Linked DNA regions of Homo sapiens: region 1 is linked to region 2. The links are chromatin loops, found by intact Hi-C in ENCODE. Cell type or tissue: PC-3. All regions are shown on one strand. Links, peaks and the distances in the headings refer to the core of each region. The heading gives the core; the rest is flanking DNA. Region 1 has its middle 140 kb from the start of MSL3. Region 2 has its middle 35 kb from the start of MSL3.

Region 1 (11,679 bases), core at 1,981-9,980, 110 kb after region 2:
GAGTCTGAGAGAGGCCAGCAAGGAATAGATTGCTCTCTTGTCCCTATTGTATCCTGTGTTTCCTGAAGGAATGATTTTATAACAAGAATTGGGAACATAATCTATTCTCTCAGAAGTGAAGCTTGGGATGGGTCTCAGTCCTGAGATTTGCTTCACAATCAGTGAGAGCTTTCTCGATATACGTATACCCGGACGTCAAAATTAAAAGAAAAAAATTCTTGGGGGTTACATCCTAGGTTTTTTTATTATTAAGTAACCTTGATTATTTTATAATAATTTTGGATTTACACAGAAGTTGCAAAGATAGCACAGATAGCTCCTACGTATCCCTCATTCTGTTTCCCCCATTGTTAACACCTTTGATTTTGATGGTACTTCGGTACATTAGTGTTCACTAAACTGCAGTCTTTATTTGGATTTCACCAGTTTTTCTACTACTTTATCTTCTGTTTCAGGATCTCATCCAGGATGCCAGTTTGCATTTAGTTGTCATGTCTCCTCAGTCTTCCCTGGTCTGTCAGTTTTTCTGTCTTTCCTTGTTTTCCATGACCTTGACAGTCTTAAGGAATACTAGCCAAGATTACATTTACTTTATAAAAATTTCAAGTAGATTTTGATTCAGAATAGCACTGCTGTTAAGAACTCCTTCCTGTAGAGACACTTGGACCTGAATTTTGGCTTTGAATATAAGTTTTGCCTGAATTCTTAAAGGTTTTAAGTTAAGATTTCTTACTGCCTATCAAGTATCTCTGACATTTTGGTGACTAATAACCTTTTTTAGTTAGGAATGAAAATGTATCTTGGCTATAATATAAGCCAATATAAATTTGAAATTGAGATTTGAGCATATCAAAATACATTATATGAACGAGCACTTTATATAAGAATCTTTGGCTAACTAAACTTTTATGGCTTTAATAAGGGCAATAATCACAATTACTGAATGCTAACTATGAGTGAGGTACTGTCTTTGGTGAGTTAAATGTGGTAAGGTACTTAACTCTGTGATGGCCTTGGATGTATCAATTTGCCTAGGTGCAACTACCATCCAAGGATTCCCTTCTAGGGAATTCTTTTTCCAGTTAGGGCAGGCTAAAAGGGGCAGTCCCTAGAGAGTTAGAGAAGGAAAAAGAGGCAGTGACCATTTTGTAGCACACACATCTTGCCCCAATTATTCAATCAAATACTAATCTATATGTTGTTGTGAAGGGATTCTGCAGGTGCAATTAAGATCCATAATGAGTTGACTTTAAATTCATCAAAAAGGAGATTATACTGGGTGGACATGACCTAATCAGCTTAAAGACCTTTAAATGAGGGTTTAGGCTTCCCTGAGTTAAGAAATGCCTGTGGACAAGCTAAAACTTGTACCCCTGAGCCTGCAGCCTGCTTGTGATCTTCCCTTCCTGACCACCTGCACTCTGAACATTGGACTTGATAAGGAGCCTTCACAATGACATAAGCCAATTCCTTGTAATAAATCTATTTAGTATACATATTGTCTGGTTCCGCTGCTCTGGTTGAACCTTGACTGAGGGAAACTCTCATCATATGAGAGTTATTCCTTATTCCCATTTACATCTAGAGAAACTGAAGCACAGAGAAATTAAATAACTTTCCCAAGATCACATGATCAGTGACAGTTTAAATTCAAAGTCATGGTGTTTAGTCTCCAAATAGGGCTCTTGATTGTTATATTATACTGGCTCTTGCATAGGCATTGGAATGTACAAATGAAAGAAGCCAGTAACAACCATTTTAAAAATGATTAATCCAGAGCAGTGATTTTTATCCTTGGCTGCACATTGGAATGTCTTGGGGAACTATAGAAACCCAGTGCCCAGGGTGAATCCCAGTTACATCGGTTTCTCTGGGGCTGGGATCCAGGCATGTTTTTAAAGCCTCCATCAGATTCCAATGCATAAAAAAAATTCAGGAATCAGCGCTTTAGACTAGAGCAGCATGTCTCAAATTTCAATGTGTGTAAGACTCACCTAGAAATCCCGTAGGTTTTAACTCCATAGGTCTGGGTTGGGGCAGAGATTCTGCATCTGTAAGAGGCTCTTTCCAGGTAATGTTGATGCTGATGGTCTAGGAACCACACGTGGCTAGCAAAGCTCTGGAGTGTGTTTCAAAGTGAAAGATAATTTAGAAGAGGGGACAGACTGAAAAAGAAGAGTGTATCCTTGGTTGCAAATAATACGATATGGAGTGATCTACATGCGGCAGATAGGGGAAGGCATTGGAGACAGACCAAGCAAGTGGAATCACCTGTCTAATGAGGGTTATCAGTAAAAGGTCTTAGAGCCTCTTCCCAGAAATATGTGCTCCAAGGACCAGAAAATATCCCAGAATGGTTGTTTTCAACAACATGATTCTTGCTCTTGCTTGTACAACAGATTACAGCAGAGCAGTTTCTTAATAGGAGCACTTATTGACTTTGGGACCAAGTGATTTTTTTGTGTGGGGCTGTTGTGTGCATTGCAGGATCTTTAGCAGCATCCCTGGCTTCTACGCACTAGATGCCAGTAGCAAGTTACAACGCCATCAAGTTGTAACAACAAAGATGTTTCCAGGCATGGCAAAATATGCCCTGAGGGACAAAAATCACCTGCAGTTAAGAACCACTGGAATAGACAACGTTAACACAGGGCTGTTGCACTGAAGTCCAAGATCAGGGCTTCAGAACATTAATGAAAACTGTTAGGAAGAGTGAATGATGGAGCCAATCATTACTCTGGTAAACAGGGAGCACTTGATCAAGGGGGAGAAGGAAATGAGGGGGACAGTGAGACTTAGGTTCATCCAATATAACATGCATTACCTTATTAAACTCAGCAAATTTTTTTTGAACTTCAAAATTCAGCAGTTAAATGAGATGGAAATGGGACTCCCCCTGCTGCTGCTGGTAACATTGCAGAGACAAGGGGATGAGAAGATAAACTGTTGTAACGTGAAGGTTCGTTTACATTATGTTAAGACTGGGGATGTCTTCTGCCTTTTAGTCTTCCATTAGCTGCCTACCTGGGGCCTGTGTGCCAAGTTGTTCTAGAAACCTCTCAACCAGGTAATAGGTAGAGCTCTACCTCACATAAGTTGTTTTCTTCCTGTAGCTGGGTCAATGTTCATGGTTCTGACATAGTTGTATAAGCACCCTGAGATTTTATAGTTATTTTAAAAGTCACTATTTATATTTGAACCTGAATCTGTTTCCCAGTATTTTTTATCCCCTCTCATCAAGCTACTCTTTCTGCTTTGGATGACTATATAAGGGCTCAAAGATTCTTTCCTTCAAAGGAGCTGTCCCTTGTGATACTCTTCGATGTGATTTCTCAATTTCAGGCTTCCAGCCATTGAGTTCTGAATGATTTCCCCTGTGTAATTGCACAGACACCCTTCTTGAGCTCTTTAGGCTATCATAGTTTCAGATAATTCAATTAGCTTTCCTAAATCGTAGAGGCATATTGAAGTATTTTAAAGAAAAAAAAAATAATTCAAACTCAACCACATGACTCGTTTTCACCTGCAGTATTCTTTCCTTATCTTTTCACCCCCCGCAGTGCCCAACTGTGGTGTTTGTAAAGAGGCCAAGTTACTGTGATCTGAATGTTTATGTCCCCCACAAAATTCAGATGTTGAAATCTAATCACCAATATAATGGTGTTACGAGGTGGGGTCATTAGGAGGTGATTGGGTCATGAGGGTAGTGCTTTTGTGAATGGGATTCGTGCCCTTATCAAAGAGATCCTAGAGAGCTGCCTCTTCCCTTCTACCATCATGTGAGGACACAGCAAGAAGGTGCCATTTGTGAAGCAGAAAGCAGGCCTTCATTAGACACCAAATCTGCTGGTGTCTTGACCTTGGACTTCCCAGCCTCTAGAACTGTGAAAAATAAATTTCTGTTGCTTATAAGGCACCCATTTTGTGTTGCTTTGTTATAGAAGCCTGAATGGACTAAGACATCAATGTAACATTAGGAGTCCTTGCGTAGTTCATGTCAAGTGACCATAGCAGTGAAATGTGCTTGGGGCTGAGCCCTGTGGTCCATGGATTGGGCCAATGAGCCATTCCCCAAAGAATGTTTAAACTGGTGTTTCTCAAACCAGAAAGGTGTCCACGAATCCCCTGGACATCTGATTAAAATGCAGATGTTGATTCAGCAGGTCTGGTACAAAGCCTGGGATTCTGCATTTCTAGCAAGCTCCCAGGGGATGCCAATGCTGCTGGTCTCCAGAACAGACCACACTTGGAGTAGTGAGGACTTAAACTGGTCTTGTGTTTGGGGGTTTGGAAGCTGCTAAATTCAGTATCTGAATTAATCTGAGTGTAAATTACTTAACATTCACCTCACTCTGCTTTCCTGAAAAACCTTGATAATTACCATTCCAAATTCCTAATTTAAAATCTGGTATGGAACATGGATGAATTACAAAAAAAAAAAAAAAAGAAAGAAAAAAAGCATGCTGAGCAAAACAAGCCAGGCACAAAAGAGTACATTTAATATGATTCCATTTACATGAAATTCTGGAACAGGCAAAACTAATCTAGAATGACAGAAATCAAATTAGTGGTTGCCTGCTGGGGTTGGTGGTGGTTGTGGGGTTGTCTAAATTTGTTAGGGGTGATAATGGTCCTTATTTCTTAGACATAATACTGATATATTTACGAATAAATGGTACAGTTCCTGGGATTAACTTCAAAATAATTAGCTGGAGAAAAGGGTGGGGGTATGGCTAAAACAGAAGTGACTGTGTGTTAGTAATTGTTGAAGCTGGGTGTTGAGTACATGGCCCTCATTGTATTATTCTCTACTGCTGTATTTATGTGAATATTTCCAGAACACAAAATATTTTAAAAAGTGGTTATCAGTTGGAATGTTTTCTCTGATGATTAAAGCTTTTTATGAATGTAGGAAATATTGTTACCAAAGACTGCTTTTATTCATTCATTCAGTATACAATCATTGTGTACCATGTGTGCCATGGATTGTGCTAGATAATGGAGATAAATCAAGGAATAAAGTCGAAAAACCTCCTACAGTCCTGGGGCTTGCATTATAGTGCAGAAGACAGGTATAACTAATGAACAAAATCAATAAGTAAATACATTGCATAGTATGTTAGACATAAGTGCCATGGTAAAACCGGGGCTGGCTAAGGGAATTGAAAGGAGAGGAAGGCTGGGTAGGAAAGGCAAGGGCTCATTGAGGAGCTGGGTGCTCAGGGCAGGGCTCCCTGAAAAGATGACATTTGCATCAAATCCAGAAGGAAATGAGAGGTTTAGCCCATGCAGATAAATGGGGACAGAGTATTCTAGGCAAAGAACAACCAGTGAGAAGGCCTCATGTAGGAGCAGTTCAAGGTTCCAACACCAAGGAAGAGGTCCTCATGACTGAAAGGTGTGTGTGTGTATTGGGGGTATGGGGGGCAGGCAGGAAGAGAGGCAGTCAGGGCTGGATGGGTCTAGATCAGTGATTGTATTGACATTGGCTTTTCCTCTGAGATGGAGGTGCCCTGGCGGTTTTAAGCAGCTTGGCATGGGGCAACCTGACTGCTGTGTTAAGAAGACTCTATGGACAGGGGTGGAAGTGAGGAAAGCAGGCACTCACTTGGTCTGTCCCAGTGTCTTCTCTCAGGTGCTGCTTGTAGATGGCTTGGTATCCTATTATTTGCAATTGAGCATACCCTCCTCTTTATCAGTCTGTCTCCTCTCAAACATCCTTCACTTTGAAACACACTCTAGATGCAGTCCCTGGACCAGTGGCAGCAGCATCACCTAGGAGGAGCCTCTGAGCTGCTCCATCAATAATCCAGGTGAGACCATAGAAATATATAGGTAAGTGAGGTGATGAATATGTTAATTAGTTTGATTTACTCATTACACATTTTATGCATGTATCAAAACATCACATTGTACTCCATAAATATATACAATTATGACTTGTTAATTTAAAATAATATTAATTAAAAAAGAAAAAGATAATAGTAATTATCCAGATGAGAGAATATGGGGGAGTCAGACTAGGTGGAAGCTCTGGAGGTAGGGAGAAGTAGGATTCTGGAACTATTTTGAAAGTAGATCCAGCAGGATTTCCTAAGTGATTGGCTGTGTGCTATGAGAGTCACAGAGAGTAAAGGATGTCTCCAAGGTTTGGGCCTGAATAAGTGGAAAGATGGACTTGCCTTTGCAATGAGAAGACAGCTTGGGGTGTCTGAGTAAGGGCTAAAAGGTTGTTTCACAAACTCTCCACCCTGCAGTGAACATAACATTCAACTTCCTTAAAGCCAGACATTATGTTTGTGCAATAGCTCCCTAAAAACTACGAAATGGCTTTTCCATCAAAGCAAATTTGAAAAAGTATTGAGAAATACAGAAAGTCTGAACTATAAATTTGTAGGGCATTTTGTATGATGATAGTAGCTAATGGCAATATGCTCTATATTCTTCTCTGTGGCATCCTAATTTGTCATGCCTAAAATGCACCTGGGTGATTGAGAATGTATTTGCTTCCTTTCAGGAAGTGGCTGGTGACTATAGCAAGAGGAATGTTGCAGAATAATTTGTTATTACAGAAGAAAATGGGTGAAAAGTTTATGGCAGACTAAAACCTGACATCAATCCTAATCTTATTTTTACTTGCTGTGACTCACGAGTGATGTTGACTTTTTTTTTTTTTTTTTGCAGCTGACACTTTGTGCTGCCAACCTCCCTTTCATTTATTTGCGTTTGTTTTTGCTTTTTATTGTTACCCCAGTGACATCTTTCTCTTTCCTCTCATAGAGAGAAGGATTAAGATTTAAAAGATAATATAATATGAACATGTTTATTTAGCCATAGACGCTGAGTCCCCAATAATATTTTCATTTTTATAAGGAGTTTTGAATATAAGGACACATTCATTTAAAAGGACTATTACGTGAAAAATTTTCATGGCTGACTAATGGGTTGGTTTCTGCCAACAATAATGAGCATAATTTCAACTGAACAATATTGCTGTTTTTCACCAATTCTGTTATTCGCCATCAGTCTAGCATCATACTTTCTTCAATCATTTTCTGCTATTACAATCTGAATGTAATACAAAATACTGGGTATTAATGTATTATCCTAATGCAGTCTTTGGAAAAATACTAAATTTGTGATTCAGTGGTCCATACTTCTGAACAATGTTTTTTCTTTCAAAACTTGTTGATTTTATTTTTATTTATCACCATTGCTATACCCTATAGGTATAAGATTTGGTCGCTCTACACAGTTGACCTTTTTTCCACAGCCCCTTCTGGAGATGTAACAGATAGTTTTAGGTCTCTGGGCCTCCCTATGCACAGGGCTTACTTGGATTGGTGGAGTTATCCGGGGGTCTTTTGGTTTTGATTTCATTTCTTATTTAACATGTGGTAACAGACAATTATTGTTGGCTTTTTCCCCTCTCTTATGCTTTCTTGATTGGGTGATAGATGTTTCAGAGGATTTTTTTTTTTTGTCTGAAGAAGGGGGAAGGAACAATTTATATCCTCATAGTTGTCTTGTGTACCTGGTAGGGCAAGAGAGTGAACACAGAAGGGCATTGGTTTAGGGGAAGAAGACGGAGACAAAATGGGAAGCGGGGGCTTCATAAAGGGTATAGGTTGAGGAAAGGTTTTTGCCAGGCCAGGACAGGATAGGACTCTTGGGAGAATGTATGGGGAAGAAGAGAAGGAGCATGGGTAGGGTTATCTGACCTGGCAACTGTTTCTGTATTTGCACTGGCAAGGGGTCGTCCCCTCTTTCTTTTCTTCTTCAGCACTTGTGGCTGATTCTTCTGCTCTTGTGGTTGGTTGGTCCATATCTGTGCTGAATGTCTGTGGTTTGTCTGTAATCTCAGCCATGTTGAAGCCTTCTAGTGGTCTGTCCCAGGGAGCTCCCCCTGCCTATATATACCCTCCCCTAGGCAAGGCAAAGACACACTCTTAAGCTGTGCTTGGTCATCCAGGCACTGCTGCAGCCAATGGTAGCCCTGGAGTGTCTTGGACATCATGAAACACAACCCCGACACCTCCACTGGTGGTTGGGTGGTAGTGGGGGGATGCTGGAGAGGCTAAGATGCTGTGATTGGAGAAAGGGGGTTTCTTTAACACCACATAAAGAGCTTTCCCAAACTGACTTGCCACCCCCTCCTCTTCTCATATTCAATTCTGTTGACCCCCATCGCAGAAAGAGGGTGCTTCCTTCAAGTTGTTCCCCCATGGCCACCACATCAGTGGTTCATTCTTTTCTCTCCCACCCTTCACCATTATTTAGTATTTTGGATGTCTTGCCTAAAATCCCTCTAAGGTAATGTGGCCATATTTAAGTCTCTGTGGCCATGTGAATCATCCTACTTGTCCCTAATTTGTGTGCTTGTTTTGATTTATTTCAATAGTTTTGGGGGTACAGGTGGTTTTTTGTTACATGAGTAAGTTCAGTGGTTATTTGTGAGATTTTAGTGCACCCATCACCTGAGCAGTGTACACTGTACCCAATATGTAGTATTTTATCCTTCACCCCCTCCCAACCTTCCCCTTCACTGAGTTACCAAAGTCCATTATATCATTCTTATGCCTTTGCATCCTCATAGCCTAGCTCCCACTTATAAGTGAGAACATATGATATTTGGTTTTCCATTCCTGAGTCACTTCACTTAGAATAATGGCCTCCAGCTCCTTCCAAGTTGCTGCAAAAGACATTATTTCATTCCTTTTTATGGCTGAGTAGTATTCTTTGGTATACATATACCACGTTTTCTTTATCCACTCATTAGTTGAGGAGACTTAGGTTGCTCCCATATCTTTGCAATTGTGAAATATGCTGCTATAAACCATGCGTGTGCATGTGTCTTTCATATAACTTCTTTTCCTCTGAGTAAATGCCCAGTAGTGGGACTGCTGGATCGAATGGTAGATCCACTTTTAGTTCCTTAAGGAATCTCTATACTGTTTTCCACAGTGGTTGTACTAATTTACATTCCCATCAGCAGTGTAAAAGTGTCCCCTTTTCACCACATTCACAACAGTATCTTTTTTTTTTCTTTTTTACTTTTTAATTATGGCCTTTCTTGCAGAGTAAAGTGGTATCTCATTGTGGTTTTAATTTGCATTTCCCTGATGATTAGTGATAGTGAACATTTTTTCATATGTTTGTTGGCTGTTTCTGTATCTTCTTTTGAGAAATAAATGTCTATTCATGTCCTTTGCCTGCTTCGTGATGGGATTATTTGTTTCTTGTGGATTTGTTTGAGTTCCTTACAGATTCTGGATATTAGTCCTTTGTTGAATGTATAGTTTGTGAAGATTTTCTCCCACTCTGTGTGTTGTCTGTTTACTATGCTGCTTATTTCTTTTGCTGCGTAGAACATGCTTCTGAACAGTTTTCTATAGGTCAGTTTCAGGTCTGTCAGGAACTGACTTTAATGCTTCTTTTTTGCTTTTTTCATCAAATTGTAAGCAATTCTCTATGAAAGATGCAATTTGACAAATTATTAAATTGCTGTCTTTGTCAGCTTGGCTGCTATAACAAAATGGCACAGACTTGGTGGCTTAAACAGCAGACATTTTTTTTTCTCACAGTTCTGGAGGCTGGAGAGTCCAAGATCAAGGCACCAGCAGATTTGGTTCCTTGTGAGGGCTCTCTTCCTGAAGCACATGGCCACCTTTGTGCTGTGTCCTTACATGGCAGAGAGAGAGCTAGAGAGCAAGTGAGTGAGAACGAGAGAGTGAGAACCCAAGAGAGCACTCTGGTCCCTCGTCTTCTTCTTATAAGGATGCTAATTCCATCGTGGGGACTCCAGCCTTATGAATTTATCTATTAATAAACCTAATTACTTCCCAAAGGCCCTACCTCCCCTCCTCCAAATTCTATCACATTGGGGGTTAGGACTTTAATAGATGAATTTTGGGGCGAAACAGTCCATAATCATAGCCTTTCAGTAAGATTTGTCAAAGAACTCTCACTTCAGGAATTTTCTCTGTGGCTGCTCATACTTGGCATGGGAAATAATCTCTTAGAATGGAATCGAAATGGAAATGGTGGGGGCCTCTTACCTCCATTTCATCCAATATGAGGTAGAATTCTCAAAAGGAACATGAATGGCAGAATAAAGAGCAAACGTGAGGGCAGGAAGACTTGTTGGGAACTTATTGCAGTAATTTGGGGGAGTGATGATGGAGGCTAGGACCACTGGGCTGGTTGTGGGGTTTTAAGAGATGTGTAGATTGTGGATATGTTTTAAATATAGGACTAACAGGATTTGCTGAATGATAAATATATGGTATGATTTACAGATAACTCCAAGGTTTTTGAAGGAAACTGAGGAAGGCAGAGTTTGGCAGAATGAAGTGGCATTGAACAGGAGACAGCTGTCATTCTCCGTTTTGTTCACAGTCTTTGAGTGTGATTACTAGTCTAATCTACCACTGGACATTTTCCAAATCTTTCCAGTAAATGAAAAATGCTGGGAAAGGGAAATGGTATGTGTTTTTGTGTCAGTATTGAGCATAGGCTTTAACCCCCAAATGGAATATGTTGCCCTGGCTTTCTAAACTATAATATTTTCTATTTTAATATTTATGCTTAGGTAATACTTTTATTGAAGAACAAATTGCATCAAACTTTGGCTGAAGACCAGATTAAAGCAATTCATTTTTATATACAGTTTTAATTCCTTGAGCCAGAACCTCAAAATATTCAGTGTAGATAACAAATAATGAGGCTGATTAATAAACTACATAAAAACACATCCTTGATTCTTTATAGCCCTACTCTTCTCCAATTTCATTTTCCTCAAATTCCATATTTTAAATTCCATGCTTTATTTGTTTGAAGTCAAGACATTTTTAAATTACAAACTTAAAAGTCATCAAATTATGTCAGAAACCCAATATTCGAATCATAGTTGTAAATTTAGATTATTTGTTCTCCATTGAAAATTCCATAGAAATTTCTCATTGTAGCCCTTCAGCTAGTAAAGGGCTTCTTTTGTCTTTTTAAAAAATGACTTATTTTAAATCCTCTATTGTTTGATTTCTAATATGTCCTGCTGGGATTTTTGTTTTTGATTTTTTAAGACAGGGTCTTGCTGTGTTGCCTGGCTAGAGTGCAGTAGCGTGATCATGGCTTACTGTAGCCTTGACCTCCTGGGCTCAGGCAATGCTCTCAGCTCAACCTCCAGAGTAGCTGGGACTACAGGCATGTGCTGCCAAACCTGGCTAATTTTTTAATTTTTTTTGTAGTGATGGGGGTCTCACTATGTGCCCAGGGTGACCTCAAACTCCTGGGCTCAAGCAATCCCTCATCTCAGCCTCGCAAAGTGCTGGGATTATAGGCATGAGCCACCATGCCTGGCCTGACCTGCTTGTTTGAGTGTAATATTGCAAATGTTAAGTGAAATAATCAGGATATTGTAGAAGCACTGCCAATTTATTTTGAAATAATCACATTTATCCCCTCTGTCTCTTTCAAATGGACAGGTGCATATGGTCATCATCGGGTTTAAAGCATTGCTCTTTTTATTTCTTACGATGTCTGTTTCAAGAAAAGCCAGGCAGAGCCCTCCATCATGAAAGGTAGACCTCATAAAGTGCTGCCTTTACTGAATTCAAAAAAATCAAGGAGAGACTTTGCCACTAGGCTCAAAGCTAAGGAAGGATATGGGTATACGTCTCT
Region 2 (11,679 bases), core at 1,725-9,724:
ACCCTATTCTTTCGGTTTGTAACCATATCTGAGAGCTGCCTGAGGTTTTCTTGGTTTATGTCAGTTTACATTATAGATATTTTATAATGGAGACGCTCTTAGTTTTAAATTCTTACAACTGGTGATAAGAATTGCTGTTTTGTAGAAGTAATACTATATCATGCACTTTGTATAGAAAAATGAGGAGAAATAAAACTATGGGAAAGCGACATCTTTGTCCTCAAAACTCCCAAGCCAGCCCGATGACAAAATGTTGATTAGTCCAAGTAATAAAATAATTATATTAATGAAGTGAAATCCTGCTGGCTTCCAGAAATCACTCTGAAAGGAACCTCTAACGCTAGTTTTTTAGTTCTTTCCTTTAAGATTTGGGCAATCAAGACTCTGGTTTTTGAAATATCCTGCATGTTTTGTACACGTGAGGGGAATTTTATAAAGAGATTTCAGGTGCTGTCAGTTTTTCGGCGATTATCGGGCAGCTCCAAATTCATCGCTTTCTGCTGTGCTGAAAACTCCTTTGCTCTCTTGCTTCCTGTTGTGTTTTGCCAGCAGGGGGCACTGGAGAGGGACAACTGGACGGGAGAGAGGGGTTCATCTCGATTGGCTTGCTGCTTCGTCAGGATGCAGGGGCGCTTCACTCTGGCTGCAGCGGCTGGTGGCAGCCTCCAACTTCTTTCCGCACTTCCAGAAGCATCCTCCTGGGGCCGGTCGGTCACACCGGCAACAGCTGGGAGGCGCCCCTTCCTCAGCGGCCTGAGCTTAGCCTAGCGTCTCCTCCTCTAAACCCCTGCTCCCAGCAGCAGCCGGGTAGCCCTCCCTCCTCCGCAGGTATCAACATCTATAAACATTTTTAAAGTCCTTGATACATTTGCCAAATTGCTTTCCAGACGAATTATCGTGATTTACACTCTCACTGGTTATGTGCGAAAATGCTTCCAGAAACCCCCTCCCATACGATTGTTGCTAATTAACTAATCATTGTCTTTGGTTGATTTTTATATTTAACTCTTGAATTCAGTGGTTCTCAAATGCTAGCTCCAAGACATGCTGCATCAGAATTATGGGGGAATATAGAGTCCCAGAGCTTACCTCTGGAGATTCTGATTCTGTTGAAGCTTTCTGAAATTAATTGCATAACTTTTCATGTTTTTATATTCAAACTTCTGAGTTTTTGACTTGGAATTATCCAGGCCCTGAAAGTTTGAACCAAATCTACTTCAAAATCATCAGGGCCCACAGTTCTGGCATTTGAATACAAGTTTCATGGCTTGCCCAGTTTCCTCATCTGAAAACTCCATGAACTCTCTTATGGGATTTTTCAGATTGTTTACTACTTGCTGACTTTTTTTTTTTTTTTTTAAATAAAAAAGGGACTTAAAGGAGAATGTCGAACCTGAACCTCAATTGGGGTAACTGCACCGGATCGCTATAGCAAAGGGAAGACCTTGTTTCTGTATTTGTGCTCCCTCTCACCCCTGGCTAGAGCCTCTTACTCTAATTAATACTTTCACCAAAACCTAGAGCCTTGGTTCCTATGTTCAAAAGCTTTTAGAATGGCATATTCTATAGTTTTCCTTATGTCAAGGAGTGGGCCTGAGATATTTCCTGAAAAGAGAGTCTTTGTGAGTACTGATAGACCATGATGGAAGTTGTGAGTACTGATAGACCATGATGGAAGTTTTACTTTGCCTCTGTTTGCCCTCTAAGGTTTATGACACTTTGGTTTTTTAATATAAAATATAAAATGTGGAAGCGGGATGCCTATGGATTCTGAGTATCCAGAATCAGTGTTTGTTTAGTGGTATCTAATTAGGAATGCTATCCATGAGGATGTCAGTGGCCCAGGAGAAAAAGATACAGTAGCTCCAGCTCTTTATTACCTTGGTGAAGGTTGTCACAGTGATGTGGGGAGGCCAAATTTTAGAACGTGAAGGAAAAGTGACCCCAGCCTCTATCACTTAGCAAATTACGACCTGTGGGCCAAATCAGGCCTCCTGCCTGCTTTTCTAAAGTTTTATGGAAACACAGCCACACCCTTTCATTTAAATAGTGTCTGTAACTGCTTTCAAGTTATAATGGCAGAAGTTGAGTGGTTGCTACAGAGACTGCATGGCCTACAAAGCTAAAAATATTCATTATTTGATCCTTTACAGATAATGTTTGCTAAGCCTGATCTAGATTTTCAAATATATTACAGCTGTGCCTGCTTAGTTATTTCTTGCAGTTTCAAAGGATTTTTTTCAGCAGCTGCTATTTTAACATTCATAATTCATTTAATGGACATTTTCCTCATCCCTTTCTATTGATTATATTTGGCAAAGCTATTCTCTTTATATATATATGTATTTTTTTTTTCAAGAAACTTGCACTCTTGGGCTTGTAAATAATGCTATGGTTTTCTATTTTCTAATATATTTGTTTTGATGCTTTAATTATTTCCTTCATCCTACTTATAGACTTAAAAAATCCTTGTCTAAATATATTAAGGTAATTATTATTATTTTTGACCCAACTAACTCCCATTTCTTTTAAAATTATAGGAAACTAATATTTTCCAAATATAAAAACAAACTAAAAACAAAAAGACACAGACACATCAAAGCACAGATAAAAGGGGGAAAAAATCATCCAACATCATGATGCCATAGCTCGTCACCATAACTATTTTGGAGTTTTTCCTTCTAGTCTCTTTTTTAAAAAAAAATTAAGTTTTTTAATAGTAAAGAAACACAATAACATAAAATTAACCATTGCAATCATTTTTTAAGTGTACAGTTCAGTAGTGTTAAGTACATTCACATTGTCGTGCAACAGATCTCTAGAACTTTTTCATCTACCAAAATTGAAACTCTGAACCTATTAAACAAGTCCTCACTTCCCTTTTCCCCCAGCCTCTGGCAACCACCATTGTATTTTCATCTCTATTAATTTGATGACTCCAGGTACCTCATATAAGGGGAATCATACAGTATTTTTCTTTCTGTGACTGCCTTATTTCACTTAGCATAATGTCCTGAAGGTTTATGTTGTTGTAGCATGTGTCAGAATTTCTTTTTATTAAAGCTGAATAATAATCCATTGTATGGATAGACCACATTTTGTTTCTGTTGGTAGACACTAGGGTTGCATCCACCTCTTGGCTATTGTGAATTATGCTGCTGTGAACATGGGTGTGCAAATATCTCTTTGAGATCTTGCTTTCAATTCTTTTGGATATAGAAGTAAAAGTGGGATTGCTGGATAATATGGCAATTCTGTTTTCATTTTTTGAGAAACATCCATGCCGTTTCTGGTAGGCACTGTACCATTTTGTCTCCTTTATGAGGCACAAGTGTTTCAGTGGTTAGTTCAACTCATCATTTTCTTTAAATAAAATTTAAATAAATGTTGCCTAACTGAACCCCCTTTTCTATGCCCCATGGAAAATGCAATCCCCTGCTCGAAATGTCTGTCTTGAAGACTTTTATTGTCATGTTTGCATCAATTTCTTCTCTTATTGTTTTCCTCTATTTTCTCTTTTTTCTGGGAGTATTTCTCAATTTTTATTCTTATATTACTAGTCAATTGTAAATCACCTGCCACCAGCTAACTTAAATTTAACAATGTTTTTTATTTCCTTGAAGTCTCTTTCTCCTGACCTGCTTGCTTTTTAGTAAGACAAATAGATTGAGAAAAGAAATGCTTTCTTAAAAAATGAGATTCTGAAAACCCTGACCACTTAGCTCGTGGATTAAAAAAAATCTTTTTCTCAGCATTTAGATGAGATTTTGTATCTTATTGCTGTTGCCAGATAACTTTGCTTTTTCTTTGAGTCTCCATGTCTTACATGCAGTTTATGAGAGACATTTTTCATCCAATCTGCTCACACTGCCATCTGAACAGAATGATGTTTCTTGCTTTTAAGATATAAAAGAAGACGATAGAGTTGTCTTGTTTTAGAACTATTTTAAAATATCCTAAAGAAAGTTTGAAATACTAAATGGAACATCAAAACTTTGAGTTCATTTATTGCTGCATAATGACAGTTTGGTGGTTTAAAATGATGATTTATTCTCCCCACCCTGTTGGTTGCCTAGGCTGAGCTAGGCAGTTCTTCTCCTCCACACTGTTGGTTGTGGCCACTCCTGGGGTTGCATTCAGCTGGGAGCTTATCTGCAGCCAGGATCTCCAAGATGGCTTCACTCAAAGACTGGTACCACAGCTGGTGTATCTGGGACTGGCTGAGCCTCTCTTTCCAGCAGAGGAGACAAACTCTCCACATGGTGATTCAGGGCTCCAAGAGGGAAAGCAGAAGCTGACAGGCCTCTTCTACCATATTGTGCTGCCAAAGCAAGTCACAAGACCACCTTATATTCAAGGGAAGGGAAAATAAACTCCAGGTCTTGATGGCAAAGGCAGACTACTTGGCAGCCATATTTGCAGGGAATATACCAAAACTTAATATAAATTCCTTTAATTTTCTCCAGGAAAATCAGATATTGAAATTTTACATATGTTATTTATTGTGCCATAGTGATAGTGAGGGTAAATAATGAAATGTCTAGTGTATTAGTCAGCAGATATTTTCTGTCAAGGGCCAGGTAGTAAATATTTTAGGCTTTGTGGGCCATAAAGTCTCTGTTGCAACCACTCAACCTCTGCCATTGTAGTGTAATAGCAGCCAGAGGTAATACATAAATGAATGGGCGTGGCTATGTTCTAATATAACTTTATTTACAAAAACAAACAAAAAAACAACAGAAAAACAGGTGGCAGGCAGGATTTGTCCTGTGGATTTTATTTTTCTGACCTCTGGTCTAAATAAATAGTGTTTTTCCTGCATTCTAAATAGATTTAAAATGAATTATGAGGCCAGGAGCAGTGGCTGATACCTGTAATCCCAACACTTTGGGAGGCCAAGGTAGGTGGATCGCCTGGGCAACATGGAGAGACCCTGTCTCTACAAAAAAAAATCCAAAAATTAGCCAGTTATGGTGATGCACGCCTGTGGTCCCAGCTGCTTGGAAGGCTGAGGTGGGAGGATTGCTTGAGCCTGGGAGGCAGAGGTTGCAGTGAGCTGAGATTGTGCCACTGTACTCCAGCCTGGGTGACAGAGTGAGACCCTGTCTCAAAAAATAAAAATAAAAAATAAAGTAAAATGAATTATGTAGGAATGAAATCTCTGATTCTAATAATACCCACATAAAGTATCTGAAACTAACTGAAGTTAATACAAAAATGATCACATAGTGAGCTTGTATTTGTTATTTTCGTATCATCTGCATCATCCCCTACTAATAGCATCAAGCACCATGTATTGAATCTGTTTATTACTTGAGGGTACACATGGAGGCACAACATTTTTCCTTACTTAATTACCATTGCTTTTTAGATTCCATAAAATCATTTAATGTCCTGGGAAAAAGGATATTTGATAACGTGAAATGCTATTTGGTAAGCAAAAGACAAACAGTGGGATAGTTGCTATTTGCAGAACACATTTACTAGCTTTATGTTCCCATGACACCAAATATTTGAGTTCTTGGGTTCTGAATAATGAATCAAAAGGAAAGTTATGACTTCAAAACCCTCTTGACCACTTTTTAGTAGTTAGTACTTTTTTTAACTTCTGCACTTTTCAGCAAACTCTTAACATCTCTTATTTCATTGGTGATACTTTGGTGCTTTATGAGGTCACATTTTATTTTTTCCTTGCAAATGAGACACCAGCATAGAAATACTTCTCATCTTGCTGCCCTCTGGGCTTTGTTTTTCTCTAATGTTGAATGACAGATACTAACAGTCTGTAAGAGCTAGTGTGAAAATGCTGCCTTTTGTGGTTGTGTCGTCATATTTTCCAGCCTGCCACCCGGGCCAGGCTGTCACCACGCACCTGCAGAGTGAAGGAGTTTCAGGCACGGTTCCAGGCCTCTGCTTCCTGAGATGGTGCAGCAGAGGTTTGGAGGGAGGTGCGTGGCCCAGTGTGCTCCCCGGGGGAAATTGTGAGAAAAACCCACGTCTCTCTGGAGAGTTGCTTTTACAAAGTACCTATTTGGTAAGTGTGAAGGGACTTGATTAACTTCTCTTGTGTATCCTTGTCCATATAGCTCATGTGTTAAAATAGCTCTGGGCATTCAGTGTTCATTGCTTCACACAGACAACATGTGAACTGCTTTAGACTGAAAATTTATACATCACTAGAATAGCAGTTGTTGCCTGAGCTCCTCCTACTCCTGCCATAGAAGTTATCTCAGCTCCTCTGCCTGACATGAGTCTGTTGAGGCTCAGAAAGCAATACCCCAAGACTCATGCTTTGACATGCAGAGAGGCGTCAGAATCAAGGTCCCTCTTACCTTGTCTTGTCTCCCCCTGCCTCCCTCTTGTCCCCCAAGCTCTGGGAGGGACTGTCTCTGGAATTTCCTTATCTCACTAAGAAAGCATCTTTCCAAAAGAAATGTAATTGTCTTAAACCGCCTCCCTAGGGATCTCATCAAATATCTAGGAAAGATCAACCATCTATGAAGATAAAAAACTGGGAGTTAGCACCAGACCCAGACAGACTTTTCATCTATTCTTCTGAGGGCAGCTCAGAAAGATGACCTGGAAGACTCCATCTGCATAATAAGACAACCTTTCTTCCTGTGCACCTCCACCTCTCACCTTTCTTAGTGTCTGTTTCTCACCTCCACCGTCCATTTATTCTCCCTAATGGTTTACTGCCCCCGAAAATAATTGTCTAAATTCCCCGATGATATGTAATCATGTTTCTTGATCCCAAATGTCTCAAAATGGTGTCACTTATGACAAATGGCTCAGCCTACAGTGAAATTGCTGACCCCTCAGAGTGATAAGCATATGTATAGAAGATGTCACCTGCTGTGGCCAGGCACTGCTGAGACCTGACAAGCGAGTGAAGCCAAAAGGTGGCTGAGATCATGGCCATGGAGGGCCATAAAAACCACAAAGAAACTGACCACGGTCAAGATGCCAGCAGAAGCTCTGCACGTGGCAACTCTGAGGCCTCTGTTCCATCGGCAGGGGCTGTAGGAAGGTCTGCTGGGAGAAGAGCAGTGACAGTGACACCCGCTCCAACCCCGACCTAGGAAAAAATAACAGGACCTGCTGGATTGTCAGTCAGCATGCTGGCCTCCTAAGATAATCAAGCTGTGACCCTCCTCTCTCTCTTACTAGTGCCCTTGTGTGTTGAATATATTTGCATGATTGTAGGCATGTGAAAGCCTCACAATAAACCATGGATTCATCAGCATTTAATTGGCCACCTACTCAGTGTGAAGCCTCCTGGCCTCAGTTAGCACAACGAGGCTGATTTGAACCTGATAGGAGAGCCATCTCTCCGTCCCCTATGAAAAAGAGCATATGGGCTTCTGCGCTGCTGTCGGTCAGAGGGTAATCATTCTCCTGTGGTTCCCCCATGCTATGCGCGTTACAGTAAACTATTGCATGCCTTTTCCTTTATTAATTTGCCTTTTGTCAGCTGATTTTCAGTGAACCTTTAGAGGGCGAAGGGGAAGTTTTCTCTGTACCCCTATAAGTCTCTCCAGGAAATGGCTCAAAAATAAAATAAAAAGGAATAGAATCTATTCCTAACCCTTCTAAATGGATGTTTCCTTTGTATTAACCTTTCATTTTGTGATGTGTTCCTCCACTCCTGAGCACTCAGCCTGAGCACTGGCTCCTCCCCTCTGACTTGATAGGACCAGGCTTCTAGAACCCAGCCTGGAGCCTACATATCTGAGAGGGGCAATTTTTCTTTTATGCTTCTCTTAAGGAAAATCAATCCAAAGCGATGCACACAGACCTTATTCTGTTTCATCGACCAGCTAGCTGATTGGCACTGTTTTGTACATATGAAGTTACCAGGCACTGGGTTTGTTTCTCTAAGTTTCCTTTCAGAATTGTCTCCTTTGGTTCTTGTCCTAGTTCCTTTTCCACCATCTGTTGAAATATCTTCTTTACAGATACCGAAATTGAGACACTAAATATGCTTGTCTGGCTGATGGCTAATGTTGGTGATTCAGGTTTGAGAGGGCAGGCAAGGATCAACTGTGAAACAGAACACCCCTTTTCCTATATTTTCTAAAAGGCATAGAGTAGTTTGAAAATGCCAGTAATAGTTTGTTGAAGACTTAGAAATGGCGATTATTTTATTTCTGTTTCCTAGATTACTGTGTAGGTTACCAGCTAGTAAGGATCCAGGCCTTGGCAGGTGGAAAATGAACTGTTTAGGAGGTGCCGTTCACTTCTCAACCTACTTGCCTTTGTAGAAGCATCGATATGCTTTCCATGGACACTTCACAGTATGTATTTTTGAAAAATTCTTCTAAGAGACTGTTCATACTTTTATTTTTTATTTTTATTTATTATTTTTGAGACAGAGTCTCTGTCACCCAAGCTGGAGTGCAGTGGCGCCATCTCGGCTCACTGCAACCTCCGCTGCCCGGGTTCAAGCAATTCTCTGCCTCGGCCTCCTGAGTAGCTGGGATTCCAGGCACCTGCCACCATGCCCGGCTAATTTTTGTATTTTTAGTAGAGACGGGGTTTCACCATCTGGCCAGGCTGGTCTTGAACTCCTGACCTTGTGATCCACCCACCTTGGCCTCCCAAAGTGCTGGAATTACAGGTGTGAGTGACCACGCCCAGCAACTTGAAATGAATTATTTTATCTTTAAGGTCTCATTGTAAGTGATTGTCTTAAGGATACTGTTTTCCTGAGGATACTTTTCTGTTTCCCAGATTTTCTACACCTAAGTAAACCAAATCTACCACCTATTCCTGTGATGTACTGCAAAATTGGCTTGCTATCAGTATATGCAGACAGAATGATTTTGCGAACAACATTTTCAGTGAGTTGTGTACTTTGATCAAGTCAAGCAAACAGCATCTGAGCATATTGTAGTCAACTTAAAATATGAAATTATTTAAGACAGCATTATACAAATAATACCTGGAAATTAGTGGCAATCACACTCTTTTTGCTGGGGACTTGCTAGAATCACGGCTTGGCCTTCAGTCAGCTTGAGTACGTGTTTTCAGATCCTGTTGTTCCTAATGGGCTTCATCATGGTCAGTTTGATAAATAATCCATGCCTCGGCTGCTCTAACTGAAGTATTGTTACTCATAGTTAGCTGTTCTGTAGCCAATTTGTTAGGATGGAGTCTGCTCTAAGTTGCATTAAATTAAATGACTTAACTTGGGGATTGCTATGTGACTCTGTAATACTCATTTTGTGTTGGTAGAACAAGGAGATCCTCTGCACATTGATTCCAAATCCACAATGTAAAGCAAACACAAATTATATATTCAAGTACCTCTGGAACAAAGAAAGAAGAGAAAATTCATCTGGCCAATGAAATATACTTTATGTTTAATACAGAAAAGGATGGTGTAATGATTTTCAGCTGAAATGAAAAATATAAATTCATTGTTTTAAAAAATTGGCTTAAATCTATTAAAGTAAAATGTTTATTTCAGAACTATATTATGAGAAATGTTGAACATATACGAAACTTGACCCAGTAGAGAATATTGAGCCCCTAGGTATAATCACCAGCTTCAAGAATTATTGACTCATGGCCAATCTTGTTTCATCTTTCTTTTTCTATACTTTTACTGACTTCTCATCCTCTTCTCATATTATTTTGAAGTAAATTCCAGATAGTATTACATATAAAATTGCCTTTAAAAATAGAAGCATTTTTTAAAACTTGGACAAAATAAAGTATAAATAAAATATAAGGTAACAGCAGCTATGATGTCAACATAATTCAAGAAAATGGAGGAAAGTCTGGCATTTAAAATGTCAACTTTATGACCCAAAAAACCCCAAACTATTACAAAATAATGAACTAGGTGTAAATTAAGAGCCAGATTAAAATGTTTTAATTGTTCAATAAATATTTATTTTGTAAATAAATAAAGTATATATTATTAGTCCATTCTCACACTGCTATAAAGATACTACCTGAGATTGGTTAATTTATACAGAGAGGAGGTTTGATTGACTCATGGTTCCACATGACTGGGGAGGCCTCAGGAAACTTACAGTCATGGTGGAAGGCAAAGGGGAAGCAGGTACCTTCTTCACAAGGCAGCAGGAGAGAGAGAGAAGTGTCACACTTTAAAACCATCAGCTCTTGTGGGAACTCAGTATCATGAGAACAACACGGGGGAAACAGTTCCCATGATCCAGTCACCTCCTACCGGGTCCCTCCGTTGACACGTGGGGATTACAATTCGAGATGATATTTGGATGGGGAAACAGAGCCAAACCATAGCAACAAGTGTGAAACAGTTCCTCAAAAAGTTCAACCTAGCGTTATCATATGACCTGGCAATTCCACTCCTATGAAGACACGTGTCCACACAAAAACTTATGCACAAGTGTTCACAGCAGCGTTTTTCGTAATAGCCAAGTAGCGGAAATGACATGAACCCATCAGCTGATGAATGGATGAACATATGTGGTCAATCCATACAATGGAATAGCATTTGGTCATAAAAAGAAAGGAAGTACTGACACATGCTACAACATGGATAAACCATGAACACACTGTGCTATGTGAAAGGAGCCAGTCCCAAAAGACCGTAAATATTATCTGATACCATTTATATGAAATATCCAGAATAATCAAATACATAGAGGCAGAGGCAGCAGGTAGATTACTAGTTGCCTAGGGTTCGTGGGTGGAGGGGCAGCCAGAGGGTAATGGAGGTCTGAGGAGGAACTGCCAATGGGTACAGAGTTTCTTTTTGGGGGTGATGAAATTGCTCGAGAATTTGATAGTGGTGATAGTTGCACAACTTTGTGAATACACTAAAAACTGCCGGCTGGGCACGATGCCTCATGCCTGTAATCCCAGCCCTTTGGGAGTCCGAGGCAGGTGGACCACCTGAGGTCAGGAGTTTAAGACCAGCCTGGCCAACATGGTGAAACCCCGTCTCAACTAAAAATACAAAAAATTAGCCAGGCGTGGTGGTAGGCACCTGTAATCCCAACTACTCCAGAAGCTGAGGCAGGAGAATCGCTTGAACCTGGGAGGCGGAGTTTGCAGTGAGCTGAGATCACGCCATTGCATTCCAGCCTGGGCAACAAGAGCAAAACTCTGTCTCAATAAATCAACCAATCAACAAATCAATAAAAAACTGCCCAACTGTATACTTTCAAGGAGAGAATTTTGTAATATTTCAATCATATCTCAAATTTTAAAAATGCTATGGAAATATGAGTATCTAATCACACTGAAGAAAAATACATAGATCTACTTTGCCACTAAAAGCTTGTGGGGTTAGGGCAAGCATGATCATTATTAATGAAAAATGGTGAAGTGTTTTTAAAATGTCAATTATAAAATTAACACAAGGGAGGTATGACTTTTTTTTTTTTTTTTAAACAGTCTCGCCCTGTCACCCAGGCGGGAATACACTGGTGCAATCTCAGCTCACTGTAACCTCTGCCTCCCAGGTTCAAGTGATTCTCCTGCCTCAGCCTACTGAGTAGCTGGGATTACAGGCATGCATCATGATGCCTGGTTAAGTTTTGTATTTTTAGTAGGGATGGGGTTTTGCCATGTTGGCCAGGCTGGTCTTGAACTCCTGGCCTCAAGCAATCTGCCTGCCTCGGCCTCCCAAAGTGCTGGGATTACAGGCACGAGCCACTGTGCCCGGCCTTGAAAATTTAT

The links. A loop is a pair of places that touch in the nucleus more often than their neighbours do. Peaks named below come from ENCODE experiments on the same cell type or tissue, not always from the same donor. Only the 100,000 strongest peaks of a DNase experiment are listed, where the experiment ranks them.
Region 1: it touches region 2 in a loop (7-fold over the local background); 20 of 110 quality-filtered maps call a loop at or near these places.

What each region holds. Positions count from the first base shown.
Region 1 is chrX:11,892,721-11,904,399 of GRCh38, forward strand. It overlaps a transcript of FRMPD4 not described here. Among named protein-coding and RNA genes, the nearest start is that of MSL3, 140 kb to the left of the region's middle. In PC-3, for the core only: no CTCF peak of the experiment used is centred there; a DNase peak (open chromatin) is centred at 6,561; H3K4me3 peaks cover 605 bases; H3K27ac peaks cover 1,413 bases.
Region 2 is chrX:11,787,135-11,798,813 of GRCh38, forward strand. No RefSeq gene overlaps it. Among named protein-coding and RNA genes, the nearest start is that of MSL3, 35 kb to the left of the region's middle. In PC-3, for the core only: no CTCF peak of the experiment used is centred there; no DNase peak of the experiment used is centred there; H3K27ac peaks cover 2,346 bases.